Regions from separate parts of the Mus musculus genome. Here region 1 is linked to region 2. The links are chromatin loops, found by intact Hi-C in ENCODE. Cell type or tissue: heart. All regions are shown on one strand. Links, peaks and the distances in the headings refer to the core of each region. The heading gives the core; the rest is flanking DNA.

The links. Hi-C counts contacts between places; a loop is a spot of excess contacts. Peaks named below come from ENCODE experiments on the same cell type or tissue, not always from the same donor. Only the 100,000 strongest peaks of a DNase experiment are listed, where the experiment ranks them.
Region 1: it touches region 2 in a loop (2.6-fold over the local background); 2 of 42 quality-filtered maps call a loop at or near these places.

Annotation. Positions count from the first base shown.
Region 1 is chr6:21,042,261-21,058,310 of GRCm38, forward strand. No RefSeq gene overlaps it. Among named protein-coding and RNA genes, the nearest start is that of Gm23960, 37 kb to the left of the region's middle. In heart, for the core only: no CTCF peak of the experiment used is centred there; a DNase peak (open chromatin) is centred at 5,871.
Region 2 is chr6:21,206,751-21,222,800 of GRCm38, forward strand. Kcnd2 (potassium voltage-gated channel, Shal-related family, member 2) reads left to right here and starts at 8,596. Exons shown (of 6, transcript NM_019697.4): 1 at 8,596-10,663. The coding sequence starts at 9,549. In heart, for the core only: a CTCF peak has its summit at 7,266 (motif pointing left); a DNase peak (open chromatin) is centred at 8,531; H3K4me3 peaks cover 1,570 bases; H3K27ac peaks cover 942 bases.

The sequences.
Region 1 (16,050 bases), core at 4,783-7,282, 170 kb before region 2:
AGTGGAGGGAGGGAAAGATGCCATTAGGATGCATTGTATGAGAGAAAAATAAATAAAAATAAAATGATAACCAGTGATAATGAAATATAACAAGTGGGTACAAATATGGAAAACATGTACTTCAAAAAAATAGGAGCAATGAGAGATACTCAATAGCCTGTAAACAACATTGACAAATACAATTACCAAGGAAACATGTCAAATTTAGTTTTTTTCCAAATTCACCAGCCCTCTTCAGATATGGAAACTTCTGCCTGCTTTTTAAAGTCAAGATCTAAGAGAATTTTGTGAATACTGGCACCTGTAGTCCCATTTCAGAGCCTATCTTAAAGAGCTCCTCATCGATCAAATAAGTAACTGCATGACATTTATTGTGTGCTTGGGAAAAAAAAGCTTTGTCCTTATTACTACTAGTAATTATTGATTTTAATAAAATATATTAATTTGTTTTACCATCATTTCCATGTAATGCATAAATATGAGTCATAAGAATATTTAGATTGCCAGCTTTTTTCTGTAAATATTTAAGATAAACCATCAAGAAGGAGGTACAAATGAATATTAACTAGCCAAAATTGCAGATAAAAGATTTCTAAAGGATTGATGTCATGTATTTTAAGAACTTTAAGGTTTAGACTAAAATTAACATTATTTTCTTTTTTAGGTACATTAACTATTTTATTTTTGTAAGGGTAGACGATCACTCTCATAGAAACATGGAGGATGGGATAGGGGGTTTATGGAGGGGAAACCAGGAAAGAGATAACATTTGAATTGTAAATAAAGAAAATATCCACAAAAAAGGGTTAGGTTAGCTTATAAAAATAGTATGGAGTTTGCAGTACATAGACATTAGCATTTTATAAGATGATCTTTATTATAATTTAACAAAGTGTGCATCCCTCAAACCTTTTATTAAAATAGCAGGCAGCTGTCAACCTTTGAAAAGGCAATCAAAATAACTGAGAAGTTTTTTTTTTTTTTTTTTAAATTGATGATGTAGCTCCAGTGTAAAAGCCCACTGTAATATCCTCCACATAGTCCACAGCTTAATGGCTGATCTCATTTCCATTCAGCATTTTTCACCCACTTGTATTTAAAAGGATTGAAGTAATTCTGAAGCTATCTTTCATGCAAACACAGTATATCTCTCCTAATTCTGAGAGCTATGGAAAATGTAAATGCAGTATGCTTCCTGAGCAGAGGATAAGCCCTTTAACTCCAATGTCTTTCACAGCTTTACCTTCAGAGTGCATTGCCAATTACAAATCAGCAACACCTAAAATCTTTTTCACAGTGAAACTGTACAAAATCTGACAGCTATTAAAATTAGATGATGGTAAATGCAACAAAACTCCTTAAAAAGAAAATACAATTCACTCCCTTATAAAACTATTTGGTCATTTGTAGGGTGTAGGGTGTAGATAGCATGTGGTCAGAGTTTTTTGGCCTTTTTATTTATAGTTTTCCTGTTTGGAATAAAGAACTTGGGATGTTAAAGATTCAAATGCTACCATGCCAAATTCATCATGATCAACAAATTTCCCTTGCTCAATATTTAGAATTCTCATCTAACAGAAGAGACTTGCTATTAAAGGAAAATTTCAGTACCCACTTGTAGTAGTAGTAGTTGTTGTTGTTGTTTTATCAGTATGTGATCTTCTTTCCTGATCACCTTCTTTAGAACAAAAACACCCGATGTCAGATGCAAAACTTGTGCTTAAGTAAATAAATACTCCATATTTTATCTTCAAAAATCAGGGACTTTGATTCACTTTCTGTAGGCATAAGACATTTTTTCCAATTAAAAAATGAGTTTTACCTAGTCAGTTCTGTCTCATTTTGTTAAAAACTACCTCTTTAATATTTTTGAAATTATAATTAGATCACGTCGGGTGTCTGTTCCTTTTAAGCCATCCTGTACAATACATATAGCCATGGCTCTCTCTGTTTTCTTTTAAATTAATGTAGTCATTAATTATTGTTATACACACACACACACACACACACACACAAACTGCCATGTCTGCATAGTGTTACTTGAATGCATATGGTTTCAGGGTTGCCCATTTGATATTGGGTAACCAACTGAAAGACCACACCAAAAGACACACTAGCATGGATGAGGAAAACTCAAGACACCTCATCCCACACAAAGTACAACAAGCGACTAAGGAATGCCTCTCACTTTTAATGATTGTATTTGAATTAGGAATTTCTCTTTTCTTTCCTTTTCTTTTCTTTTCTTTTCTTTTCTTTTCTTTTCTTTTCTTTTCTTTTCTTTCCTTTCCTTTCCTTTCCTTTCCTTTCCTTTTCTCCCTTTTTTTCTTCATTTTTTTAAATTAGGTATTTTTCATTTACATTTCCAAATGCTATTCCAAAAGTCCCCCATACCCTTCCACCCCCCACTCCCCTACCCATCCACTCACACTTCTTGGCCCTGGCATTCCCCTGTACCGAGGCATATAAAGTTTGCAAGACAGATGGGCCTCTCTTTCCACTGATGGCCAACTAGGCCATCTTCTGATACATATGCAGCTAGAGACACGAGCCCCAGGGGGTACTGGTTAGTTCATATTGTTGTTCCACCTATAGGGTTGCAGATCCCTTTAGCTCCTTGGGTACTTTCTCTAGCTCCTCCACTGGGGACCCTGTGATCCATCCAATAGCTGACTGTGAACATCCACTTCTGTGTTTGCTAGGCCCCAGCATAGCCTCACAAGAGACGGCTATATCAGGGTCCTTTCAGCAAAATCTTGCTAGTGTATGCAATGGTGTTAGTGTTTGAAGGCTGATTATGAAATGGATCCCTGGGTATGGCAGTCTCTAGATGGTCTATCCTTTCATCTCAGCTCCAAACTTTGTCTCTGTAACTCCTTCCATGGGTGTTTTGTTCCCAATTATAAGAAGGGGCAAAGTGTCCACACTTTGGTCTTCGTTCTTCTTGAGTTTCATGTGTTTTGCAAATTGGTAAGAAGGACACATTCTCCACTATGTTCATAACAGCCTTATTTGTAATAGCCAGAAGCTGGAAAGAACCCCTATGTTCCTCAACAGAGGAATGGATACAGAAAATGTGGCCCATTTACACAATGGAGTACTACTCAGCTGTTAAAAAGAATGAATTTATGAAATTCCTAGGCAAATGGATGGACCTGGAGGGCATCATCCTGAGTGAGGTAACCCAATCACAAAAGAACTCACATGATATGTACTCACTGATAAGTGGATATTGGCCCAGAAATTTAGAACACCCAAGATATAAGATACAATTTGCAAAACACATGAAACTTTTCTCCCTTTTTTGTTACTTTAACCATACAGCTTTCTCTTTTCATCAGTTGTTATTCAAACACAACTCAAAGTAATCATTTCTCTCTTTTTATAATCTATACTGAGGGATGATGTGAATGGTACAATCTAATGTCAGGATATGGAATACTCTCTCTTCTAATGTGACCCACCCATTCCTCAACCCTTTTCCCAATACTTTGGGCAAAGTCATGAACTGAAAATATTGCAGCCAACAATATTCTCCCTTTTGATTAGTTTAAAATGAATTTCCCATTGCTATGTTTTCCTTTTCAACAATCTATTCAAATCCAGTATGGTAATAATAGTTTTCCTTACAGAGCTATTGTGCTACTTAATTAATGTTTGTACTTACTTGGAAATATTTGGTTGGCATATGAAATTCCGGTGCCAAGTGAATTATTACTATATTAAAATTAATGCCAAGACAAAGCACATTGTTAAAGGTAATGGCTTGAAAAGTGTCCCTTTCACTAAGTGAAAGGATGAATTGATTTGGCATCTTTTATATACCAGTTGGATAGATGTCTACAGCAAACTGAAGTTTGGAAGAGAAATATTTTATCCAAATTCATTAGACAGTACTTCAATTATTTGCTGTATGTATAAATTCTGAATTTTTGCTCAGTAGTTATATAGATTAAATACTTTATCAGGAGTCAAATATAAACATTTAAAGAAAAGCTACTAATGTTTCAAAAGTTTTACCTAAATGCTAAATTACTTTAAAGAGGAAGCAGAGTGAAGAGAAGTAAGCTCGGGGAAAAATCTAGCTTGGGTATGATGCCATCACTCTTGAAGCTCTGTGACATACAGAGATGTCCTACTCACTCTTGTCTTCTCAGTATTTAAAACAATTCTGTATACATATAAGAGGCACAATATCTATTTCCTGGACCAATGAGAACACGGCCTGACAAAGCCATTAGTAATGCTAATATTAATGTAATAAATTTATGTTATGATCATAAAAAAACTTGAAAATTGTTCCAATTATAAAGTTTCTGTCACCCATCCATACAATATTAAGATGTTCAATATTTGTTGCAATAAAACTACTACTACTTACAGGCAGTAATTATTTATTTTTAAATGTACCTTTAATATCTTTAATTAAGATAGAATTATATACCTTCTTCCCTGCATATACATATTCATTCCTTATTTTCACTTCAAAATATGACTCAGGAAATGTTCTTCAAAACATTAGTTTGAAAAAATAAAAAAATAATAAAAAATTAATAAAAACATTAGTTTGAGTGCTACTAAGTATATTTTATGTTATTGTTATTTACAAATTAACAAATAATTTTAAATTAGCTCTCTATTTGATTAAAATAAGTAACAAAACAGTGATAAGCTTTGTTATGGAAAGTTTTATGGACATAAATTATCATTTTTGCATATACTATATATGGTGAGAAATCATTATTTGAGGAATATTAATAAAGTCAAGAGCCACTTATAGCTTCTTGGAAACATAAAACAGTCCTCACAGGTTTGAGGGATGCACCACTGGATAGTTTTTAACTTATTCTAATTGTTTACTTGTATTTTATTTGGCATAAAAAATGTAGCCTTTTTCTTTTCTCTCTCTCTCTCTTTTTTTTTTTTTGCCCATGTTTTAGCTTTTTGCTCAGTGATTTGTATTGGATTTTAATTACTAGCCTGCTGTGTTGGAGAGAGACACAAGTGACAACCTGTGTAGAAAAAAGTGAAGCAGATTTAGCTCTAGGAGTGATGCCTACCATGGGACACTGAGAGTGTGCTGGACCTGGCAGGATCACAGAAGATTCAATAAGATGTGGTGGTATTTTGGATATATTTCTCAGGTATTCATAAAAGCAGTTGACTAGACATGTGATTACTTGGTGCTCATGTGTGTACTTGCACATGTATGCGTGTGTACAGGTATGGATATGTGTGTGTGTGTGTGTGTGTGTGTGTGTGTGTGTGTGTTTCAGGGTAAAATTTTGGCTGTAGATGTAAAATTCAGAACTGATGCCAGAGAGATTAAGAATAAATAAGATCGCAAACCACTAACCAAAGAATACACATCGTGGGACTCATAGCTCTAGCTGCATATATAGCAGAGGATGGCCTAGTTGATCATCAGTGGGAGGAGAGGCCCTTGGTCATGTGAAGGCTCTATGCCCCAGTATAGGGGAATGCCAGGACCAGGAAGCTGGAGTGGGTGGGTTGGTGAGCAGGGGGAGGGGGAAGGGAATAGGGGATCTTCAGAGGGGAAACTGAGAAAGGGGATAACATTTGAAATGTAAATAAAGAAAATATCTAATGGAAAAAAAGGCAAACACAGTGAGAAGAACATGCTCTGAGCATGATGTGGCCCAACCTCCATAGGCAGAGGCAAGGCATATACTACAAGGGTTAAAGGTGAGACATGAAAGGAATCAGGAAAAGCTGGGGAATGAGAAGGAAAAATCACAGCACAACAAAAGGTCAGGAATGCTGTTGGTCGTTCAAGTATGAGCAGATTTAACATCAAGGAAGTTATGAGCACAGGGTCTGTGGACCAAGGCCCAATTGGACTGCATTTAAAGGAGACTGGCAGAGCAGATGAGGATAGGCAAGCCATTTCAGGACTGTTGCCACAACAAGGGAACAAAACAATGCCAAAATAGAAGCCATTGAAGAGCTTCAAGACAAAGACTGTATTTTGCTTCACTGTCAGACTTTGAGAACAACAGCATATTTTGAAACTAGTGAAAACAGTTCAATAGAGCAAAGAGCCTGTGAACATAACAGAGTACATGAGACAGGAAAGCATGCATAGAATGCCCTTAAGTAGAATAGAGAGGATGAAATGTAATGTATGGATAGATATTAGTTTAGCATATGAACAACAAAAAATATATCTTTGAGGCATGATATTGTGTGCAGACACTAGAGACCTATACACACATGATAGGAGGACACCGAATTGGGTTCACATACTCTCTGCTCTTCATTTCAACTTGTCATATTATATTGACTAATGTTTTAAGTTTTAAAACAATACAGTTGATCAGTAATTCCCAACAAGCTTCGTTATGCTTATATACAACATTAAAAAATGTTTACTTATTATATGTTATTAACATTTTCTTCAGATATATTCCATAAATTTTAATTTTGACATTTACTTCTTAAATCCCAAAAGTTACATAAAGATTAATAATATAGTAATAGGTAGATTAAGCTACTTTTTCAATTTATTTTCCAATTTGAAGATGTACTTGAGAATAATTAATATACTAATACTTTGTACTTTAATAAAATTTATTACATATTTTCTAATAAAAAATTATACATATTTTCCTTTTGATTAAATTTTAAAAATATAATACTAGATTTTTTTGATACAATCATTTTTAGGTTTTTAAAATCTTTCAAAATACTTGAAATTGGATCTCCATAAAAGGATTTTAAAGCTCTAAATGGATATTCGACCTTAGGAAGAGTACAACATAAAAAAATACGTTTTAATATATTTTTTCTTTATTATTACTTTTATGCAAATGATTGTTTTTCATACAATATATTGTGATTAGGGGTTCCCTCCACCACTGCCACCTAATTGCTAGGCAATCTTCTACCTTTCTCCTTCGACCTGAATCCACTCTCTTTTTGTCTCTTGCTGCAGAGCCATCAACAATCTAGAGAATAATAATAAAATAAACTGAAACAAAAATCAGACTTTGATAGGACAAAGGAAGCAAACAGAATAAAAAGCACCAGAAACTCATATTAGATGCACAGATACATATTCTCACATACAGGAATTCCATAAAAACACAGAAAACAGAAACTTACATACTTGCAATATATACTTACTTACAAGGAACATGTAAGGTTTTATAAATATACCCTGTCAAAATATGAGAAAAAGAATGTGCAAAGATCTCATTTAGTTCATTTTTTGTTGGTCATCTATTCTGAACATGGGGCTTGCCCTTAGGCATTGTCTGTATCTGCAGTGAGACTCTATTGAAGAAAAAATAAATTTTTATTTGCCAATTTTTATCAATTGGAGATAGCTTCTTGGATAGGGATGGAAGCTTGTGTATATTTTTCCTTCCAATGCTGGGAGCTCATCTTGTGCAGACACGTGTGTGTGCTGCTAACACAGTCTCTGTAGGTCCATATGTGAATCACAATTTATTCCTGATGTGTCTAGAATATCTTATTCCTTGGAGACCATCATCATCTCTGGCTTTTACTATCTTTCTGCCTCTTCTGCAAAACTCCCGGAGTGCTGAACAGAGGGATTTGAAAGACTCATCTCATTTAAGATTGAGTGTTTCAAGGTCTCACACTCTGTACATTTTCCAGCTATGGGTCTCTATATTTGTTTTCATGAACTGCAGGAAGAAGATTCCATGGTGAATGCTGGGCAAGGATGAGTATAGCTGATTGTAGGTAGGGATACATTTTTTTTTTTTAGCAGAAAAGCAGTACTCGGTTTTACTTTAGGTCCCTGACCTATCCAGTCTCAGGTTCTTTGCCACCTGAGCTGCGTTGAGTTTTGGATTCATCTCATGCAGTGAAACTTAAATCAAATGAGATAACTGGTTGGCTACTCCCACATTCTGTGGGCTGCTATTGCAATAACGCATCTTGCAAAAGGTCATCAGTGCATGGTGAAGGTATTGTGGCGGCACTAAGGTTCACATTTCCCCTTTGACAGAGAAGAGTATCTAATTATGTCACTAACATTAGTCCATAACAGGGAGGTAGCAGGCCGATTTCTCCATGTTCAATGAGTTATGACAGAGTTGTCTTCAGTAATAGGGTCTTATCCGCAATGTGTGGAGAGCAACCAATACCCTTGATAATTGCCTTGATCGCTTATTTAAAATTCTTATGTTTTTAATCTATCATTTTCTGTAAACTATTCATTGCCTTCTTTTTCTTTTCTTAATGGCTTCTAAGACAGAAGTCATCACTTTCAGAATATGTTTGGCTCAAAATGTAATGATGTATAAAATACATACAACACACACACATATACACATATACTGTCTCCTGCTAGGCATCATAAACTAATAAAATCTTAGTAATATGAATATGTTATCATGTTGGGAGTTGTTAGCCAGTGATTCTTAAAGACCTCAAACATTATAATATATTGTCATTTTTTTTGATACCTACCAGGACTTTATGATAAGAACCCACTTCCAAAGATATCACATATATATCCTTAGTTATAGTAAAGTTATAGCTTTTATCAAGTTGGTATAGACCTGTTTGCTTCCTCCCTACTGGCTAGGTTTTATAATTATAGAACATACCGTACAGCTTACCATAGTAGGAAAGCAGTCATCAATGATAGCTCTCTATGAACCTCCAAATTACAATGACTACTGTCCTGGTGAGACCTGTCTACTGGTGAAAAGATGCAAGAACAACCTCAGAGTAAGCCAGTACTTTCTGATTAGACTTAATTCTTACATCACAAAATGAAACCTATATATCAGCCAGAGATAGTGGAAATATCTTGTGGACACAGCAGAAGCTGCATATATAAACCCATAATAGTTGTAACACCATCAACAAAACCTTAAAGAACAGCAGGATTATATTCCAGCATTCAAAATGAAGTTGGGCACACAATCCCATCCCTAGTCAGGGAATTCCTGACAAATTTAGTTATTCTATTAAAGAGGAGACAGTTTTCTCTGCTCGTGTGTCCCTGGTAAGTCAACCATATTTAAGAAGAAGACTAGATATCCAAAAACTTTTGAACAGCACAAATATGTGTTTTGAAGGATTAAAAAGTGAAAAGGAAAACAAAAATAAATAAATAACTACAAAATTGGTTGGATAGTGAAGAAGAATGGATCATGGAAGATTTGACAAGGAGTTAATTATGATCAAAGTATATTCTATGAAACTCTCAAAGAACTAGTTAAGCCTATGGAAATGATGTAAAATGCTTCATATTCATAAATCTAACTCACTCTCAGTAAATAGTCTGTGGAAAAACAAATCAAAATTTAAATCTGACTTGAAGTTCATGAACTCCACGTTTCTACATCTAGTTTGTGGTTGATTTTTACGTTACATAAATAGATTAAAGGACACATCATTTCTGCTTCCATCTCCTGTGTGTGCAATGCTAAGGCAAATATTATACAAACCCAAGCAAAATGTGACAGACGACGCTCAAGATAGAGTATGAGGGAGAAAAGCATAGTACTTTATTTCAGCATGGCTGGACTAAAAGACAAGCGAGGTTTTAATCATGTGCAATGGAGAATCTAGAGTCTCCTGTGTTTGATTTCAGTCAACAAAGCCATGTTCATTTACTTTCATGACTGGAAGTAGTGCCCCTAAATTTATGATCCCACACCATCGCAGTAACAAGGAGAGCAGGCCTGTTTGTGACAATTATACACCAAAAGATGACCATCACTCCCAACTCCTGCAATAACTCACCCCAGTTTTGGAGAAACTCTGCCAAGTTTCACAACTCTGGAGAAAGTTCAAATTATTTGCATCCTCAAAAGATTAACAATTGTGGGTGTGATCACATAAAAACTTCACAAATAAGGAGTTCAGGGGCCTAAAGTTGCAAAAAAGATGATCTGGGATATAGTCAATTTAGGTTAAATATTTCTCCAAAGATTTAAACAATTGTTACAGTCCTCTTTCTTGTACCTTTATCCCAAGTTTCAGACAACGGGAAAATTCTGCTTCTTGAGCTGTAGTGTTTTCTGATGTTTTCAGATTGTGTTTAGGAAGTAGTTAATTTGCTACATTGATATTTATTTTATTTCAGAATTCTCAGGGACTCACCATGATGGCAATTCCTCATATATATTTGATTTCCAGTGTCAAATTTAATTTTCTTTTCATGAATACTAAATTTTCATTTTAATAAAAATGAATAAGCTGTTGTCATATTATCTTAAATGTATTTAAAGAATTATCTTGTCAGCAAGCTGTGACAAGGCTTTTTCTTCCCGAGTTGCATGTTTTCTTTCTGCTGTTTTACTTGCTGTGATAATTAGGACCTCTCACAGTATAATACAAGCAAGCAAGGTGGAAACCATTCTTTTTTTCTTTTCTTTTTTTTTTTTTTCTGTTCCAAAAAAAGAAATTAGACTAATATTTCACCTTTAAGTGTTAAGTCTTTTATAAGCTTGTGAGAAGACTGTGACTGAAAAAAAAAAAAACAACAAAAAACAAAAAAACAACTGAATACTATGTTTCTAAGAGATTTACATATGATTTGAATCTTATGAGGATATTCTCTCCCTTAAAAATAGGGTTTGAATTATAACATTTCTATTGTAGATAGTAATTTTTCTGCTATGTTGTTTTCTCTGAGTGTCTTATAGGGTTATGATTTCAGTTGGAGATAGAAACCCACCAACTTTTCTAATATGTTTTATATGCTTTTTTTTTACACTTAAATATTTAATGTCTCCAGAATTACTATTGGTGTATCCTGGTAGTTTACTTAATTTATGTTGTCTGTTCAATGTCTGGAATACTATAATAGCATCTGTTTCAATTCCCTATTATAAAATAGAAATTATCATAGTGTCTTATGCCTGAATATGCAGCTGCTCTACTTTAGACTTTATATCATTGCTGAATGTTTGAATGCTTAGTATTTAGCTTGTTTTTATATAAAAATAAGGATAATAATGTCATAAGAAATTTTATAAACATGTCCAACCTAGATTTTCATCCCTGGTTATTCAATCAAGTGCCACCCTAGTTACTGATCTAAAACAACTTCATAGACAGACTTAAGGTTATTTACACCCTCATATTAAGGTTCTTAATATGAAGAATAAAAAATGATCTTGAATAATCCAGGTGGCTAGTATAACCTTTGCTCTCCTAAGGCAGCAGGGATATTGGTCAAGGACATTTGTCTTCAGATAAATCAGGAAGGAAACACAGAAGAAAAGAGATCTCATGCATATGTAGACAAGACTTGAACCTGATAGCTGCTTTGAATAATGGACAAAGATGCCCAATGTATACAGGCAGCCTCTAGAAGCTGGGAAAGATACTAGCAAAGAGAGTTCCATCACAGTAAAGAAATGAATGCAACAGATGGTTCAAATCTGTAAAATCTTTCCAAGAGATGAAAATAAGAATCATAGGCCTACACATACTTGTCTCTGGGCTTATAAACCTGTTTTCTATATTGTATAACAGAAAACAATGGATAAATCTTTGTTTATATAAACCATGAAACATTAGATAATTTGTCACAGCATCTATTTGACATTAATGCAAAAGCACACAGCAAATGATGACTATACCCATTAAATCATTTTGTTTGGGTAAAATACTAAGTGTAATACTGTCAAGTATTTGAAAATAAGTCTGTTTATTTTTAAATAAATAAGGAAATAAATAATTCTGAGTTTATTAGTAGTAAACACTCCTAAGAAAATCCTAGGTATCTTGGAAGATAACAAGTCTAACTTAGTGAATCAATAAGTTTCTTGGACTTATTTATAAGAATAGGGATGGCACCAAGGCAGTTGTATCACCTAAATCATGTGCAAGCATTGGTGATGACTCAGAATGCCTGCATCCCTGGAGCTCCCTTGGGGGAAACCCAGGCAGCTCAACAGTTCAGAGGTTGGCATTCCAGAGAATTTGTTACTGCTTTCAACCATGGAGAATGCCATTGTGGATCTTTCTGATTTCAGGAAATTCTTAGCTATCTTGTGGTGTCTTTGCTTCTTGAGTCTTATAAGATTTTTTTTAAAACTTCCTGAAACTTAAAGGGACTCACTCCAAGAATATTTCAATATATCAGATTTTTCCATCACCAATGGGTGACAGAATATCAGCTAAGATTTTGATATTTGGAGATTGCTGGCCAGCCCATTTAAGACAGAAAGTATCAACACTAATTTGATTTTTCATAAGCCCACGAATTACTTTAATGGAAACTACCAATTCTCCCTTGTGCATTTCAAATTCTGTTTATATGATTATCAAATATAAAAAATTGATTTTATATATATTTTAAACCTCTTGGATCACATAGAAAGATACCATGAAATATTGTTGTATCTCGGCACATACTTCAGGCAAAATTTTATTTATTTATTTATTTATTTATTTATTTATTTACTTATTTACTTATTTACTTATTTCAATGCCTATCTATTTATAATATATTAAATTTATATATTTATAAATATATTTATGTTATGTATAAAACATTTGTTTATTTATTTATTGTCCAAGCTGGCTTCACACTCATAGAGATTAACCTGTCTTTGTTTCTTGAGTGCTAAAAGAGGACATGACCATTCCTGGCTTAAGAATTATTTATAATAATATTTACAGAGCATACCAGCATATGCTAACAGGTACTTAAGTTGAGACCTACAAATTATTTTTTTTTATTAATCATTTTATATGTTTACATTTCAAATGTTATTCCCTTTCTTGGTCTCCCATCCATGAATTCCCCAAACCTATGCACCTCCCTTTTACCTCTAATAGGGTTCTCTCCCTGGGTCCCAGGGCTCCAGCCACATATGTGGCAGAGGATGTCATTGTTGGACATCAGAGGAAGGAGTGGCCCTTGGGCCTGAGGGGTTTTGATACCCCAGTGTAGGTGAATGCCATAGCAGGAACGTGGGAGTAGGTGGATAGGACAACACCCATCATAGAGGCAGGGGGAGAGAGAAAGGAGGAGGGGATTTCCAGAGGAGAGATCTGGAAAGGATATAACATTTGAAATGTAAATAAAGGAAATATCCAATAAAAGAAAAATAAAAGATGTTTCTCTCCCACCCACCCATGTACCCACTCCCACTTCACCCTTCTAGCATCCCCCTTCTCTGGGGCTTCTCTGCTACATATGTAGCAGGAGTCATGGACCAGTCTTTGTATACTTTTTGGATGGTGGTTTATTCTCTAGAAGCTCTAAGGGGCTCAATTAATTGATACTGTTGATTTTTCTGTGGGATTGCAATCCCTTTCAACACCTTTAACACTTCCTCTAACTCTTCCACTGCCATCCCAGGGGTCAGTCCAATGTTTGGCTGTGAGTTTCTGCATTTGTATCCATCAGGTGCTGGCAGATACTCTCAGAGGACAGCCATACCAGGCATTTGTCTGTAAGCACATCTTGGCATCAGCAATAGTGTTGGGGTTTTATGTCTGCTGATGAAATGGATAGCATAATGGGGGAAGTCTCTGGATGGCCTTTCTTTCAGCCTCTTCACCATTTTGTCCCTGCATTTCCTTTAGATAGGGATAATTCTGGGTTTACATATTTTAGATGGGTGGGTGACACCATCCTTACGTGTGATTCATGTCTATCTACTGGAGGTAGTCTCTTCACGTTCTATCTCCCTGCTGTTGGGTATTTTGGCTAATGTCATCTTCACTAGGACCTGGGCACCTCTCTCTGGAATCTGGAACTTTCTAGTGTTTCTCCAGGCTCCCCAGCCTACACAACTACTTATTTCTATTCATTCTCCTTGGACTTTGTCTCATTTCATTAAAGTAGACACAGATATGAATGGCTAAGGCAGACTTGTGAAGGAAGGTTTTGCTGAAGCAGATACAGGAGAGAGGATGTTCTGCTAAAGCAAGCAGATGAAACAACATGTGATGAAAGATTCTTTGCTAATGACATGCATTATTGGTCCAGCTTATATTGCATAATTGAGCTGCATTTGTCAGGACATCATAGAGAAATGTACACCAAAAAACTTGTGGTGTGCTGCAGTTTGTTGCTACTTCCAAGGACTTGGACTGATTGGATACAAGGGCTGAGGCGAGACCTGTACTGAGGCAAGTCCTGTGCTGAGGCAAAAGCCTTGCTGAATAAAGAGCCAGGGCCAAAAAGGGAGAGTGGGTGGGTAGGGGAGTGGGGGTGGGTGGGTATGGGGGACTTTTGGTATAGCATTGGAAATGTAAATGAGCTAAATACCAATAAAAAATGGAAAAAAAAAAGAGCCATGCTGAGGCAAGGCATGTGGAGGGCATGTGATTTTTGAAGGATATAAATAGGACTCCAGGAAGTGTCAAAGACAGACCTTGGCTTGCTGGTACAGCTAGTTGTGCAACACTTGTTGGTCTCACATCTTTGCTGATCCCTGCTTCCTTGAAAAAGTTACAGTCTAGAAAACATCTCCTGGTGTTCCTGTTGGTCCCTCCTGCTGACTCGTGCAGAGGCTAAGGCCTGGCTGTCTCTGCTAGGTTGTGTCACCACTGTTGCTCACCTGACTCTACCAAACTAGACTGATGGTATAGACAGGAAGTGTTTGTGAGTGCATCAAGCTGTTGTTGCCTGCTAACCTGTTAACTGTCCTGCCAATTTCCAGACGACACAGGCAGGAGTTGCTACAAAGAAACTTTCTGAACAGGTCCACTTCCCCACCCCTCAGCAAGTCCTTTCTTTTCCTCTACCTCTGGTGGGTGGTGGGATACAAGTAAGGATAATGTGTTTAAGAATCCCACTGAGCCATGTCGCCAATCCCACCAATTCATTCCAAATATTAAGTTGATGGCCATTATTCACTGAAGATACAGATTACCTTCTCGATGGAATTGCAAGACCATGATCTGCTCTTCAATAGGATTCTACAAGGCTGGACGCTCCCTGTTCTCTGTTTTTCTCCTAGAATATGAAAAGAAAAGAAAAATGTCAACTGGCCTGCATATGCTGCCGAATTTTTTTTTTTTAAAGTTGAGAGCCAGCAAGATAGCTCAGCAGGAAAACACTCCTGCCACCAAGCCTGATAACCTGAGTTCCAGCCCCAGGACTCCCATAATTTATGGAGAAAACCAATCATCACAAGTTATCTTCTGGCTCCCATGGGCAGGCTGTGGCACACATGCACCTGCACACACATATACACAAAAATAAATGAACAAAAGAATAAATAAATAAATACCATATTTTTTTCCATTTTTTATTAGGTATTTAGCTCATTTACATTTCCAATGCTATTTTTTAAAGTTAAAAAAATCTTTATTTAAAATAGGATTTAAAAAAAATTTAAGTATCATACCACTCCTGAGCATATACCCACAAGTTGTTCCAACACATAACAAGGATACTCACTATCTTACTCTTTTCATTTTTTCCAAAGCACAATGAAACTACATTGAGACAATTATACATTCATGGAAACTAGAAGAATAAATGTTTTTGAACCCATCTTGGGCAACTAACATCATAAATCTCAAAATGTCTACCTATTTTGAGTTAGTCATAAAAATGTTTCTTGCCAACTTCTCAGTTTCTCTTGCTTTTCTCACATTTGTTTCTGAATATAATTAACTTTCAAGCATTCTTTTATTTCTTTATACACTGAAAGACAGCCTTTTAAAGGAAGAGACCAAAGAAAAGTTTATTCCAAGAGTACTGCGACCTAAGGACAAATGTGACCGAGCTGAGAGCTATGGAAATACGGTCAGAAAGGGAACTGGACTTGGAGTTGGTAACCTGGGATGTATCATGGCTTCAGGAGCTTGCTGCCTGAGAGAAGAGACATGTGTGCATTATTTACAGCCTTGACCCTGAGTCAACAAAGTCTGTTTGCTTTACTACTGTTATCCACCCGTCTGTTCCTCCCTTTTTATTTATATGACTACACACTCGTCTTAACAGTGTTTCTCTATGCAAAATTTTAAAAAAGCAAAAGGAAAGGGAAAATATGTATGAGATTGTTGCAGAGAGATGCCTTTCAGAGCTATCTCCTTCACATTTTTCAGCTCAGATCTATGTTAGGA
Region 2 (16,050 bases), core at 6,246-8,745:
CAATTCGGATTCATTGCACATTTGATTTTTAGGAGCTTTCTAGTCATTTAGCATTCAAAAGTCTTTTATTATGGCCAAATTTATGGCTTCTAAATTCAGTTATTTGATCTCAGGTTGCCTAGCTGGGCTATAGACTTCTAATCTTCTACAGTATGACTGGTTTTCAAAACAGCATTGTGGGAATGTTGAAAAGAACCATGTAAAAATAGCTAAGAATTTTCTACATATGAAAAACCTTTTAAAGTGGGAATTTTTGAAGGTTTAAAACCTGGAAAGTACTTTGAGAGTGAACAAAGGGACAAAATAAATCAAGTTCAAGTTGTCAACTTATCCTTTTAATGGTGTCCCAAAGGGAGATACAGGTCATGGCACTTGCCACAGTGACTATATTCTAGAAGTTCTTTTGCCTTTTGAAATATCAATATGTTTAAAGCATTTAAGCAGCCTTAACAATGCTGTGTCATTCACATGTCTCCTGGTATGTCAAATTTGATTTCTGTATGAAGTAAAGTGATAGAAGGGAGAGAAGAAGGAAGGAATCTCATTGCTTTGTATTCTCACCTAAAATGTCATAAAACTCCCTATGTAAAACTAAAATAAAATATTGGAAATAAATGACATTCTAATTTTTAGCAAATAATTGTCTATGGATATTAAAATATTTTGTGTGATAGGATAATGAGTGTGTGTTAATGTATGCTACTGTCAGTGTGTGCACACTACATCACACATGTACAACTCAGAATAAGCAAAGCCGTTGGTCATCACCTCCCACCTTGTTTGTGACATAATGTCCTGATATTCACTGTGGAATACAGAAATCTACATGTCTTGTCTGCTTTTAAAAGCACCATCTCTGGTCTCTATCTCCATTTTCACTGTAGGAATTCTGGGATTACAGATGTGTGCTACCGAGTCTGGATTAACATGGGCTCTGGGAATCTGTACACAGGTCTTCCTCTTTGTGTATCAGGTGCTTTAATCTCCAAGTTATCTTACCAACCACAATATGTTGGTTGACTAAAAAATGCACAAATTTGCAGTTGTTTGATTTCCATCAATAGTTTTGTACTACAGAGCATAGTAAAAAATTGACTAAGCAAAGAGTTAACATGTGGAATACAAGAAAATATCTGTGAACTTTTTGTTAAACAAAGGATTAAATGTCTAGTATAGAGAATTCAAACAACAGAAAGAAAAAAATCCCACTCAAATGGGCAATTAATCTGAATAGACAGTATTAAAATCAAGACCTATGGATGGACATCAAGAGTAAGAAAATTTGAAAGTACCTACCATAAGAAAAATTTACACAGCAACTACAACAGGATGCAACTTTACCCCATTTAGGATGAACATTTTAAAAAATGCATAATGAAATTGGTTAGACTCAAGAGTACTAGGCAGCCTCAGAAATTTGGAGAGAATATAAATTAGTATACCTATTAGAGCAATGACTATAGAGTAGAGAAGCCACTTTTTTTCTGATGTAACAAAATGACTGTAGAGGAGTGATTTAAGGAAGAAAGGGTTCAATCTCACTACAGTTTGAGGGGAACATGGCTTCAGGCAAGAGATACATGACTTTGGAAGCAAGGGGCTGGCTAGTCAACATTGTATCAGTACTCTGGAAGCTGAGAAAGATAAATGCTAGTATACAGTTACCTTCTCCTTTTAATTTAGTTCAGGACCAAGTCCTTGAAATGGTGCCACCTGCATTTAGGGTGGGCCTTTCCACATCAATTAACCTAATTAAGTAATTCCTCAGAGGTATTCCCAGAGGCTCCACTCCTAGGTGACATCAATATGAACTATCATATAGATATTCCAAAAAATGTAGAAGCAGAAAGGCCATATGGCTGCACATTCCCCTTCCTGGATACATATCCAGAGGAAGTGAAATAAGTCTGTTGCAGAAAAAAGTTTTCATTTCTCTGGGTAGAGCAGCAGTTATTTACAATGTATAGATGGATAGCTAAAGAAAATACTGTATGAGTGCACAATGAATATCATTCTGCAGCAGCACTGAGGAACTCCTGGCACCTTTAACAACATAGTTGAAAGGGTATGAGGCATATACTTTCAGTTACTGGAAAGAAGTTCTGCTCATTGTATTAACTTGAATAAAAAGTAGCCCCCATTGGCTGCTGTATTTAAACATTTTGTCCCGTGTGGTTAGTAGTACTATTTGTGTGTCTGCATGTGTGTGTGTGTGTGTGTGTGTGTGTGTGTGTGTGTGTGTCTGTGTGTCTGTGTGTGTCTGTGTGTGTGTGTGTGTGTCTGTGTGTCTGTGTGTCTGTGTGTCTGTGTGTCTGTGTCTGTGTCTGTGCCTGTGTGTCTGTCTCTGTGTCTGTGTCTGTGCCTGTGCCTGTGTGTCTGTGTCTGTGTCTGTGTCTGTGTCTGTGTCTGTGTCTGTGTCTGTGTCTGTGTCTGTGTCTGTGTCTGTGTCTGTGTCTGTGTCTGTGTCTGTGTCTGTGTCTGTGTCTGTGTCTGTGTCTGTGTCTGTGTCTGTGTGTTATAGAACCTTTACATTGTATGGCCTTGCTGAAAGAAATACAAAAGTAGAGGTGGTTTGAAGGTTCACAGCACCCCCTTCTTAATTTTCCTCTGTCTGCATCATGTGTCAACTTGTGATGTGATCAGCCAGCCTCTTGCTCCAGGGCATGCTGCTATGCTCTTATCACCATTATGAATCCTTTGGAAACACAAGACAAAATAAACTCTTTTATCTGTTGCTTATGGTTATTTTATTTTGCCACAGTAATAGCAAAGTAACTAACAATCTCAGTTTGAGCATTCTCTTTCTTAGGAGAGGGAAGATCACAAGCAAATCTCATGTATCAAAATGTCTGCTGAAGAAGAGGTGGACAGTTTTGAAGAGTTTTATAATTTTCCCCATGAAGCATATGACTTGAGATGAATGTTTCATAACTGTGGAAAAAGAGAAATTATGACCATTCCCAGATCTAGGCAAAACACTAAATTTTGCAAACTAGAATTAGCTGGGCATAATTACAGTCAAATAATGTTAAAGCAGCAAGACATGAAGTTTATAGGGTAGAAAAAGGTGAGATTAGAGATATCTCTCCTTTCTAAGGACTAATTTCTGAACAAATAGGTAACTATGGAAAGTGGTTATGACACCAATTTAGATGCAATAAGAACTATATTCTAAATAAAATTTATATAGGTTGCAAATAAATGAGAAAGATTCTATTTTTAAATGTCATGATTGTATTTATAGAAAAATTAAAGAATAATAGAGTTCAACAAAATTTCAAGGCATAGAATCAATAAGGAAAATCTCATTATACTTCTATGCAGCAAGAATGAACATATGAAAAGGGAAATATAAAAGGTCATAATATCTCCACAGGAAATACAATTTAGGTGTAAACCCAATAAAAACATGTACAGTATCTGGATCTTAAAAGTTACAAAATTCCCTAAAAGACAAAAATCAAAATAAGTGGGGAAACACCCAGTATGGGAAGCCTGCCAATTCTCCAAAGTTGATTTATAGATGTAATACAATTCCTGTTAAAAAATCACACTGATATTTTTGCACATTCAGACACTTATTATAAAATTTACTAAAAAAAAAGGAAGGGCAGACAACAGGTAAAACAATTTAGAAAAACAATCTAAAGTAGTATGAATTTTTCCCACCTGGTATTAAAAATTATCGTATAATTATAGTAATCAAAAGAGGTGGGATGTTAGTGGTTGATACAGACCCAGAGATGAACAAAACAGGATAGAAAAATAGAAACAGATCCACAAGAAACATTCAAGGGTGTTCTGACAAAGCTTAAAAAATGTATCAGTGGTGGGAAGAACACCAGACATTTCAATAAAAAGTACAACTGCGGTTTCAGTGATTTAAGAACAAAAGAGATGTCAAAAGAAAAATCGTAGAATGAAACTGACTTTATGTAAAAATTAAGTGGATAAAAAGATCATGAGTTTGATTTTAAAATATAAAATATAAAGTACTTAGAAAATATAGAGAAAAATATTAAGGAATATTAATTCCCTGAAGGCAGCAGTGTAACTAAAAAAAAGTTTTTAAATTGAGTCTCATCAAAACTAAAACTTTTGCATTATTATAGACTCATGAAAAAGATTCAAAACAAGCTACACAGAAGAAAAAAATGAAAACAATGTATCTGATGCAGGAAAACTGATTAGAATGCAAATACTGTTCAAAGTAAACATATAAGAGCAATCAAATTTAAAACGGAGAATGACAAGGAAGGGCACACCATTTAATTGCAGAATATGTACAGATGACAAATAAACACAAAACACCTTCCATAAAATCAGTCATTAAGAAAGTAAACTGTAACGAAATACAAATGATAAATCGTTGTAGACCAGTAGTGAGTGTAGGATGATCAGATATGAATCATGAATATATTGCTACAGTAAGGGGGAAATCCAGCACTAACTGGATCCCAGTCCAATTTTCTTACGTAGGGTGAAGCATCTTAAAGTGAGGATGGGGGTGGAGGATGCTGGAGAAGCAAAGACTTGACTGAAGGAGGGGAGTACAAAATCACTAAAGCATGGAAGGACTGGGATGAGCCCTGTATGATTCGATGCTCAAACAACTGGTGCTCTTGCAGCTTAGCTCTGTGACTGCTCACGTTGGGAGGCACTCTTAGCATCTTCCGGATTGACTGGATCAATTCCTTTATCAGTCTTAAGTATTCTCCCATTAGGCGATCTCAAGAAGTTATTCTAGGTAGCATTCTCAAAGAGATAAATGGCAGAGAACAGATTAGTGGGTGGATTAAAGGAGCTATAGGGTGGGTTGGTGTCTTATGCCTATAAAAGGGAATCCTTGTTTTTGTAATGTCCTTCATGCCTATTATGATGGTGGATCATTCACAATAACTGAATCTAGAACTAAGGATAGATGCAAAAGTCGGTGTTTGTAAAACTGATAGACTTTAAATGGGTTAGTAGATTACATTTTCTGTACTTAGAAAGTTTGTGTTCTCCGAATTCATATGTTGAAATGCACTCCACAATGAGGTAGCAATAGGGCATGGAGGTTTGGGGAAACTATTGCACAATGAAAGTAATGATTAGACCAGACATTTCAAGGCTGGGATTAAGCCCAAGAGGACTGTCTTCTCCTCCTACTACAGGAGACTGTCAACTCCTGAAAACAGAAAACAAAGACTCACTACATATCAATACACTCGACCTTCCAAAACTACTGGCCACTTGACCTTGGATTTCTGGCTTCTAGAACTGTGAGACACAAATATATGTTTTCATAAATTTCCCAGTTTGTGACAGTTCAAGTGGACTCAGAGGATATGAGTGTTACCTTCTGGCTGTGATTTAATAGGATTTGAAGTGATACCTTTAGGGGAAGTAGATGATAGTTATAAGGAACCCATACCTATACCTATACCTATACCTATACCTATACCTATACCTATACCTATACCTATACCTATACCTATACCTATACCTATTTTTAACTGGTCTTAAGATTGTTCTTAACAACAACAACACCTCTAAATGCCATGTAAGAATGAATTGGTAGTCAGCATGGGATGGATAGTCAGACATACTGGGTCACTGTGTGTCTGCTAGGGGAAGTAATAAAGGAATGAGTGCCATCAGGGTCCTTTCCTGGTCTTCACTTATCAGGAGAGGAAAGGAGAAACTGATATGATTAGGAGATGGTAGTGAATTCAATTTTATTGTGCTGAGTTTTCTTTTGCTTCCCATTTAATCAATATGGTATAGGATACAGGATGGGAAGGAGATGGGGATGAACTGGAATCTTGGGAAGGGGAAGTGAAACACAAGCACTCTGTTGGGTTTTCAATCTCTGTATGTTTCAATGAACAACTGAAAATTAAAATGTCAGGTTCTTGCCTGTTGGGAGAGGGAGATATGCTTTATTCAGAGATAAAAGCAAGTATGATGTCTGTGGGAATTTCATGCACAGGCTGGATAAGATGAATTGTGTGAGCATTAAAATAATAAAACAGCTAGTTTCCATGTTCTTAGTAAAACACATTGAAACTTGAAAATATTATCTTTCATTTTTACAACAGGGCTAAAATGTTTTGCTTTATTATCTTTATTTTTCATTCATAGACGTTAACTAGTTTGTTAAATAAAATCAAATCAGTACACTATTTCCTGAGCAAGGATCTGAATATAGATGTGTTTAACCTAAGCTTAAATCTAGGTAAGTTTAATTCTCTGCACCGTGAGTAGCTGCTTGTGAAGAACGGATTACAACGCCTTCCCAAATTGTAGATGTTATGTTTTCTAAGGCTTCTCATGAAGTTAAGTATTTATTTTATGCTTGTAAGTATTTGATCTCCCAGTGGAAAGGGTCTGCTTCAAAGTCTGTTCCATCCTTACAGGGTAGGACGATATAATGGGCTTTTAGTACCTATGCCTCCTACTTATTTGGGTGGCTTGCTTTCTTCATCTTGCCAAGGTGCCATCTTTTTTATTTGTGCTAGCTTATTTTTTTATAGCAATTGGAAGGCAACCCCCTCCTTTCAATTTGCTAGTTTTCAGCCTTGCAAGCCTTGCAAGCATCCTTCACTTGGCTAATACAAACAAACAAACAAACAGCAGGTGTCCTAAACTTCCCTGGCACATTAGCTCCAGCCTTACGACCTACCAGCCCTGGAATTCCTAACCCGGCACGGGTAACTAAGCACAGAGAGCAAACATCCATCTTGACAGTTAAACCCATATAATACAGGGGATGTTTATTCTCATTCTTTGATGATTTTTTTCTATACTTTAAGTTCATAGGTTCTCTTTGAGCATCCATTTAAAGTGGGCACATCAAGCCTAGAGTCTTTTGGAAGTCAATTTCTTTACAGCAAATCACAACCCACTTTCCTTCTAAACAAAAGACAAAGCCTTGAATAATAAATTTTTATGTAGAAGTCAGTCTGCTCTTTCTAGTGAACTCCACTTTTCAATGGTCTTAATGGTTTTGTTGATCATGCTTTGGTACTTCACATGTAATTTTTCAAAGACATTTCAATAGGAAACTCTGTACATCATATTCCATGTCCATCAGAATGCAGTCTGAAGCCTGAACAACGCGTGACATATAAACACTGAAAAGGTGGGTGGTCGCAGGAAATTTAAAGATGTTTACGTGATCAGATTCTCTGTTGAATCAGTAAATTTTTCTGATCCTTTGCCTTTCTAAAGCGGCAACCTTGGATGTAAATTTAACTTCTCGCCACTCCCGCCATCTAGTGGCCATGGTTGTTAAAAGCTTGGTTTTAAGGAAGACACTTAATGACTGGGGGCGGGGTACACGAAGACCAAAATCGGTTGGCCACTACAATTTTCCTGTCTCTCCTCACATCACTCACCCTTCACCCGGGCACCTTTTCTTTCTTCGGTCATTTTAGATATGGGCAGGGATGCGCAAAGGGCATGAAGAGACACACACTCTAAGAGACTCACGCCCCTGCACACTGACATTTAGAAAAGGGTCTAAATTCTCCTGTCATTTGCAAAGGACAGGGGGAAAGGAGTTGTGGCAAGACCTAACCAGAGGAGATTTGTGTGACTTTTCCAGCAAGTTGGACGGGTAATATATTAGCCTTAGTAACATTAATATCTGTTTTGAACATACATAATTTAAAAAAATAAATAAAGGAACGTGGGAGAGTCACTTAAAAATTCTGTCGCGGAGCTTTGCAGGTTCTGCGACCCAGTCGCCCCCCAAAGGCAACCAATTCCTTCGCGTTCCGCTCTGTTCACCCTCCTTTCCAGCTTTTCTCGAATCTTTTTTTTTTCCTTGCCCCCCTTTCCCACGCTCATCTGGAACCGGGGCTCCGGAGGCAGCAGTAAGCCACCGGTCCCCTTCCTCCTCTCTTCCATCAAACAGCCGCGGCCGAGTGCCTTGAAGCTTCCCTTTGTTCATCCAAGGCTCGCTCATCCCCGGGGTAGAACCACCTGGATGCTCTCGCTTGGTGACATTTGGCGTCGAGGCTGGTGGGTGGCTAGGGTGGAGCGAGAGGAGCCCGAGGGGGCGGGGGCGGAGAAAGGTCAAGGCGAGGGAAAGGCAGGAGACGCCTTTGCCTAACCTGCGTGGCGGGGCTTGCGTGCGGCTCTCGCTCTCTTCCCAGCTTATTTATCGATCGCACCGGCAGAGCTGCGCGCGGTGCTCGGGGGAGATGCGGGACCACCCACTGGCGGGGAAGCAGCGAGCGGCCCTCTCGCGCCCCCGCGCCGCCGAGCGCCTCCTGCCTCCGCGCCCGGACGCCAGCCCGCTCCCGCCTCGGTCCCGGCCCCACGCCGCCACCGCCCGCCCCGCAGCCCCGCAACCCCGCAGTCCCGGCGCCCCGCAGCCCCGCAGCGCCCCGACCCCGGGGACGCCGGCCGCGCAGTAAGTTGGCAGGAGCGAGTGGCCTGGGCGGCTCGCCTCCCCCGCACCTTTTTGAACTTGTTGCTGTTGGCTCTGCTCGCCTGCGCCTGGCTTTTGGGAAGGTGACAAGGAGGAGGGAGGCACGGAGGGTGGGGGAAGGGGACGGAGAGCTCGCCAGAGCTTTATTTATGCTCCCCGGGAGCCTGGGATCTGGCTGCTCGGGAGCCGCTGGCTCTGCCTTTCCCTTTCCGGGTACAAGGCGACAGCAAAGTCTCTATGCAACTCAGCCCCGGTGCGCACTTTGCCAGGTATGTACCGCGGGCGAGGCGCGTTCTGCGCGGAGGCAGATGCTGCTGCCGCCACGGCGGCGGCGGCTGCCAGCTCCCAGGCTCTATAACTGTCACACTGCACCTGAGCTGAACTTGAACAGAGAGTGAAAGGGCCCATCGGGCAAACGCTCTCGGCTAGCGCAGAGGGTGTCAGTCGTCGTTGTGGGGGGGAGAAAGAGCTCTAGACCGACGCCCCCCGCCGCGAGCCCTGCACTTCACCTCCATCTCTGCAAGCGCAGCGTGAGTACAGGCGGCCAGCGGACTCCAAGGGACGCGGGACAGCGGCTGTGACCGCATCTCCGGAGCTACAACAACAGGTCGTCTTTTTGAGACGCCTTTGGCGGGAAGGACCACTTCAGCAAAAGGGGAAGGTGAAAGGGTTCTTTCTTTTAAGAGACTACCACTGACTGGTTGACTTTCCCTGTTTCCTCTCTCCTGCTCTATATACCGACCCCATATCTACCAGACTGTATCAGGGGAGAAGCGAAGACACCTGTTTGAAGCCAGGCTGTCTCCGAAGTCACCTGTACGTTTACATGTGCCAGGACCTGCCCTGGTCCAACTGTTGGCAGAGATTTGTTTAGGCTTTATGGAGAGAGATTTTTAGGTCACTGTATTTTTTTTTTCTTAGTATTCCAAATACTTCTGTGAGGGAAACCTGACCTTCTTGAGTACTGTGACTTGACCTGCGCCACCTTGGAATAATCGTGTTCCTGTGAGCAGTGTCCCCCCAGTGTTTTGCCTGAGGTGAAGAAGTGGGGGGCACTTTCTTACTTTCATTGTGTTATTTTGGGTGACCCCCCTGCTCACTCTCGTGACCTCCACTTCCAGACAACATGGCAGCCGGTGTTGCAGCATGGCTGCCCTTTGCCAGGGCAGCCGCCATTGGGTGGATGCCTGTTGCTTCGGGGCCTATGCCTGCGCCCCCAAGACAGGAGAGAAAAAGGACTCAGGACGCTCTGATAGTGCTGAACGTGAGTGGCACCCGTTTCCAGACATGGCAAGACACCCTGGAACGATACCCAGACACTCTGCTGGGTAGTTCTGAGAGAGACTTTTTCTACCACCCAGAGACCCAACAATACTTCTTTGACCGTGACCCGGACATCTTCCGCCACATCCTCAACTTCTACCGCACGGGGAAGCTTCACTATCCCCGCCATGAGTGCATCTCGGCTTATGATGAAGAACTGGCCTTCTTTGGCCTCATCCCAGAAATTATTGGCGACTGCTGTTATGAGGAGTACAAGGACCGCAGGCGGGAGAATGCTGAGCGCCTCCAGGATGATGCAGACACTGACAATACAGGAGAGAGTGCGCTGCCCACCATGACTGCTAGGCAGAGGGTCTGGCGGGCCTTTGAGAATCCCCACACCAGCACCATGGCCCTGGTGTTCTACTATGTGACTGGGTTCTTCATTGCCGTCTCAGTCATCGCGAATGTGGTGGAAACAGTTCCATGTGGGTCTAGCCCAGGCCACATAAAAGAACTGCCTTGTGGGGAGAGGTATGCGGTGGCCTTCTTCTGCTTGGATACCGCCTGTGTCATGATCTTCACAGTTGAGTACTTGCTTCGCCTGGCCGCAGCACCTAGTCGTTACCGTTTCGTGCGCAGTGTCATGAGTATCATCGACGTGGTGGCCATCCTACCCTATTACATTGGGCTGGTGATGACAGACAATGAGGATGTCAGTGGAGCCTTTGTCACACTCCGAGTCTTTCGAGTCTTCAGGATCTTTAAGTTTTCCCGCCACTCTCAAGGGCTGCGTATACTGGGGTACACCCTGAAGAGCTGTGCATCAGAACTGGGCTTCTTGCTCTTTTCTCTCACAATGGCTATCATCATTTTCGCTACCGTTATGTTCTACGCAGAGAAGGGCTCTTCAGCAAGCAAGTTCACCAGCATCCCGGCAGCCTTCTGGTACACCATCGTCACCATGACAACACTGGGGTAGGTGCCTTTGTAGAAAACGGGATGGTGATTGGACATGGGTTGTGTTGATTATGAATCTCTTAAGGCTTCCTGATGCTTTAGAGTGACTACATTTTTTTTCCTCTGAATGGATTTAAGAAAGCACTATTTTAAAAGTTTGGAAACAAACAAATAATTTTGATCTGTGAAATGGGTATGACAAAAACGATTGAAATTACTTGGGAGTTATAGGCAAATATTAATTACTGATACCATAAAATGACAAATATAGACTTAATAGACTAATTAATAGATGTGGATGGTATGTCTTTCAACCTAAGAGCCTTGTCTAATTTTATATCATTATATAAATTATAGATTTTCATTATGAGTAATGGGTTATACTTAGAATATCAGATTGGAAACAGGTCAACTATACAAAATATAATGTTTGGAAGTCCAGGCTTGTCTCTTTTTTTTAAAGAAACATATGACTGTCATCACTAGAGTTTTCTGAAGCTATGGGTCCCATCAGTCAAAGAGTCTGCAGATGGTTCATCAACTACACTTGGAAGGCAGAGGAGTGTCTGTGAAATTATTGGCCATCATAGGCCAGTTGCAGTGTACAATTTGGGGTTTTAAATTTCTTCTAGAATTCTTCCCTTCCTTCTTTTATTTGAGGGCATGAAGTTTTACAAACCAAAGGAATATATTCTGAATTCATGCTGTCTGAAACGGACTTTTAAGGAAAGAATTAGGATTTATTTAGATGTCATAAAGAATGCTGTGGAGTGATTATTAATGTTCCTCAAACTACAGAAAAGTAGAAGCACTTGCCAGAGGAGAAAAACTAATCAAATAAACAAGAAAGAGACGGCTACTTTGTAGAGTTCTTAGATAATCCTTGGAGAGTTCAGAGTTCCTCCTTTAGCTTTGTTGCTGCCTTTCTTACCTAGGTAATCAGGGTAAGAAGGATTTGGTAAGGACTACAGGAAAAAAAAAGTTATTCCCAAGGCTGTATTTTCAGCTTTGTGTTTCTGGCTCATTTAATTGGCTTCTTTAAATGACATTGTGGTTAAAGTCAACTTAATTTTATTGGCCATATTGTGCTGAACAGAATTTCTTGTGTTATATGGCCAACTAGTGGAATATGTTTTTATGAGGGGAAATTTCTGGCTGAGTTAATGAAGAGACTGGCTGGAGTAAAATATAGTGCTTTGGATTTTGATGAAGCCTCCCATATCTTTGAGGGTGTAATTATAGCTTTTGGAAGGTGAAGGAATAGAACATGATTCCTTCTGCCTTCATTCCCTTTATTCTGCTGGTCGTTTTGTGACAGATAAGAGAGGATGCGGCAGATTATTACAGGTGCTTACCCTTTCTCCAAAGAGTTATGCTTATTTTTTTGTTCTGTCTCTGTATTATGTTGAATCATGCAAGGACAATCAGGTAGTGAGGATTGCTGTCATCATTTCACATCTGAGCCATCCTAAAGAAGCTCTCTGTTAAGAAGAAAACAAAGGGGGAGCTATGGAGAGGCAATACACTTTACAAAATGTGGTGGTCTGCAGGATTTTCGTGAGGTCTCAGCGAGTCTTTTAACATTGCCTACTGTCTAGGTGATCGAATGGAGGCATCATTACAAGGAATGGAGACAAATTTCTAATTTTAAGGAGCTGAAATTCTAGACATGAGAAGTTAATATTAATATTCATTTCTGGAGATGGCTTGCAATTCTTACTCTATCTTGAAATGTATGCTACTTTCTGAAAAAAAATGGGGCTGTGTTACTATTACTGCTCACAAGCATGCTCTTGTGGATGATTTAAGAAAGCACGTTGAAATACTTGAGCAGCACCTATGCAATTGATTTCATTTGTTTGTCATACAGGGGAGCAAATAAGGACAGTTAAATATGTGAACTTTCTAGAACTTGGAAGCAGTAAGGGGGTTGATTTTAAGAATTTCAGTTTCACTGAAGTTGAAATTTTTATTCTTTTTTAATGAAATTAAGCTAATTAATGACTCAGATTGGAAAAAAAAACAACAGCCAGGCTTTTACTATGTAGAAGCAATAAAAGTATGCTTTATATAATACATGAAACTGTCTTAAAGGAATATCTACAGTCCCTTTTCTAAAGTTTATAGTATTTTAATTGCCTGGACAAATAGACTCTTAAATGCCTTGTCTTTTTGGTGTCTTATTGTTAGAAGCCTTGCGGCTCTGTGCTATTTAAGAATGGAAGAGATGTAACATATCTCTCTGTGACTTTGTCTTGTGTGCTGCGACTTTAGAAGGTTAAGTATAAACTTTCCAGAAAATATGCAGTAGTTTTAGCAGTTGTCAAGCTGTGACTGATAGATGCTCAGGACTTCTTTTTACCAGACTTCCTATAGTCTCTTTATGTGGCTATTATTTTTAATGAAGCTAATATTTATTAATTGATGATATCAGATGTGAAATTAATATCCCACGTGATTTTATCAGAAGTGCCACCTGATATGAATACTGTTTTCATGAGAAGAAAAGTAACCAAGTACACCCTGATTCAGGTCTGACACAGTCAACTTGTACTTCTGAGGTCATTTGAGAGGATGTCCCGTTGGTTTTGGCTTTGAAGGCCTCAGTGTGTCTATCTTGGGACTAATGTATTTATATAGTGTTCTCAAATATTAGCTTTTTCATAGATTATAATAGACTATGCTTACTAGGTAAGGATCTAATCTGCCAGTAAAAAGAACATAGTTTTAAGGATACTCATCTTGTATGAGTACACTTAGAAAACATTGAAAAATATTAACAAACGAATATAAGAGGAAACCTTTTTACACGCGTAGACTAAGTGATCTCTGTATCAGTTCCTTCATCTCACCCCTCCTTTTTTGAGCATATTTATTTGCTGACAAAGGACCAGGGAACCACTTCCCTGTCCTCCCCCTTGTAATTCCCTGTCCAAAATGTAGAGTCTATTGCTTTGAATTATCTGAGACTAGAAAGAACCTATAGACTCTTTGGTCAGGGTTTGGGACAGCATATCCAGTTGATGTATTTTTCTCAGGTGGGAGTGCTTGGATAATGATAAATTTTGGAGGTTTCTAAGTTATTTTCTAATGACAACCAGAAGTTGATTTACAAACATGGTTCAGTGGAGTTGAGCCCTGCTTTGCACTCTTCATGCTCACAACTTTTGCAGGAAAGAGGTCCCAGGTGGCTCAGTAAATCCTTGGGGACTTACTATTATGTTAGGCCAAATTTGTGTTCCCAGTCATGTTTCCTAACCATATTGCTCATAGCATGAAGCTCAAGGAGTTCAGAAATACCGTTCTGTTTCTGTGGTCCATTCCACTTCTTTAACCATAAAACCTAATTGTTTTCTTCAAAGGTTTATTTTTTTTAATATGGAAATAAAAATGGCTGTATGGTATTTCTGTAAACCTTGACCATAAAAATCAAATGCTGTAAATATTATTTTGATTTCTTAACAAACTTGAAAAAACTAAAACATTGATATGCTCACTGGAAGGAAAAAATAAAGTATAATTACAGCTTTGGTCATAGATAATGATGTGGTGGTCTATTTCTAAAGCTTTAAAAGAGCAAAAAAAAATGCCTACCCTTCCTGTATTTCAATTTTAATAGTTCTAGTGAATTATAATTTTTGGTTGTTTTCTATGACAAGGTCTGATGGAGATCAGAATGGTTTTGAACCCAGTGTACAGCTGAAACTAGCCTTGAACTTTTGATTGACCTGCTTGCACATCCCAAATTTTAGATTCTAGGCATATGCCATCATTCTCAGTTTGTAAATTTTGCTTGTGAGAAACAACAACAGAACAAATGCAAGACTAGTTAGAAGTTAATCCAGTGGTAAAAGCTGCTTAACAAAACAGAATATTGCATTTTTGTCTCAGTATCAAATGAAAAGTAAAAAGCAATGTAATTTTATTGCAAATTATCTCACAAATCATTTTTTTCTTAGAAAGGCATAATTTAAGAGTTTATTACACATATATGATCATATCCACCAAGTAGGATACTTTGAGAAATATGCGTTTAAATAAAAGACTGAAGATTCCATTTTTGGGTCTGGGGGACTTCTGGGATAGCATTTGAAATGTAAGTGAAGAAAATACCTAATTTAAAAAATTATGAAAAAAAAAAGATAGGTTCTCACTGGCTACATCTGACTGACCTAAAACTTGCTATGTAAACCACGATGTCCTCAAAGTCTTAGATATGTACATTTAAATAGCATCCTCCTATTACCTAGTACTAAGTAGGTAATATAGATTTGGGGAATGCTAGGAGGATAATTTGCAAAATTCGTTATTTACAAACTTCCAGTTTTCTCAGTTCTTCTGAGAAATGAGTGTAATCATAGTATCTTGTGTGGTTTTCTCTACACAAATACTGCTAATGTGTGGACCTGTAAATCTTTAGAGGTGAGAGGCACACACATTTTTTTCTGGTAAAGAAAAATACTCCAGATAACACTTATTTTTATTTTGGTATGCCTTTGTATTCATATAAAATTCTTTATAAGGAATTATCAGACTGTTGACATGGAGTTTTAGAGAAATACAGTGAAGCAAGATCACTCTTCAGGATCAAAGAAAATCATAAAATATTTCATTGTATTATAATCCTTAATTTGATTTAGAAATAGTATCAGATTACGTTTTTCAAATTATATATTTTAGCAGCTAAAATGTGAATCTTCAGTTTCCACTTGATTTTCAGACAGAAGTGTACCAGAAAAAAATATGTGTGCTAGAAGGGGGGCTGTTCTTTTGTTCGTCTCAGTTCCTTTTGACTTATTAAATACTTACTTTATTTTTAGAATTAAATCACTTATTTCTGTGTTTCCCCCTTTTCTAAGTGTGTGTCTGAATGTGTTGGTTTGTGTGTGTGTATGTGCGCATGTGTGCTTACATTAGGAGGCCAGAGGTTGATACCAGCTGTCTTCCTTTTGGGTCCTTCACTTTGGTTTTTCAGACAGGGTCTCTCTGAAGAAGGAGCTTGCAATTTGGCTCCACATGGTGAGCCACTGAGTTCCAGGAATCTCATCTTCATCTCCGCAGCCCTGACATTATGAATACTTCTACATGAACTTGATTTATATTGGATCTTGGGGTTCAAGTTGCCCGTGCTTGCAGGACAAGCACTTGTCTTCCTTACATTTGTTTGGGGAGATGCTTCTGAAGCTCAAATCTCCTTTTCTTTCTATTTTTCATTTTGCTATAGTCCAGGATGACCGCTGACTCAGAAGGGAGCTAGCTAAAGATGGCCTTGAAATCCTGATCCTTTTGTTTCTATCGCTCATGGCCTGGGATTATAGAACCCTGCTACCATACAAAAGTTTTACTGCCTGGTTTCTCAATTCCTAGAAGAAGATGTGCTTTTTTATTGAAAGTCTGTCATTTTG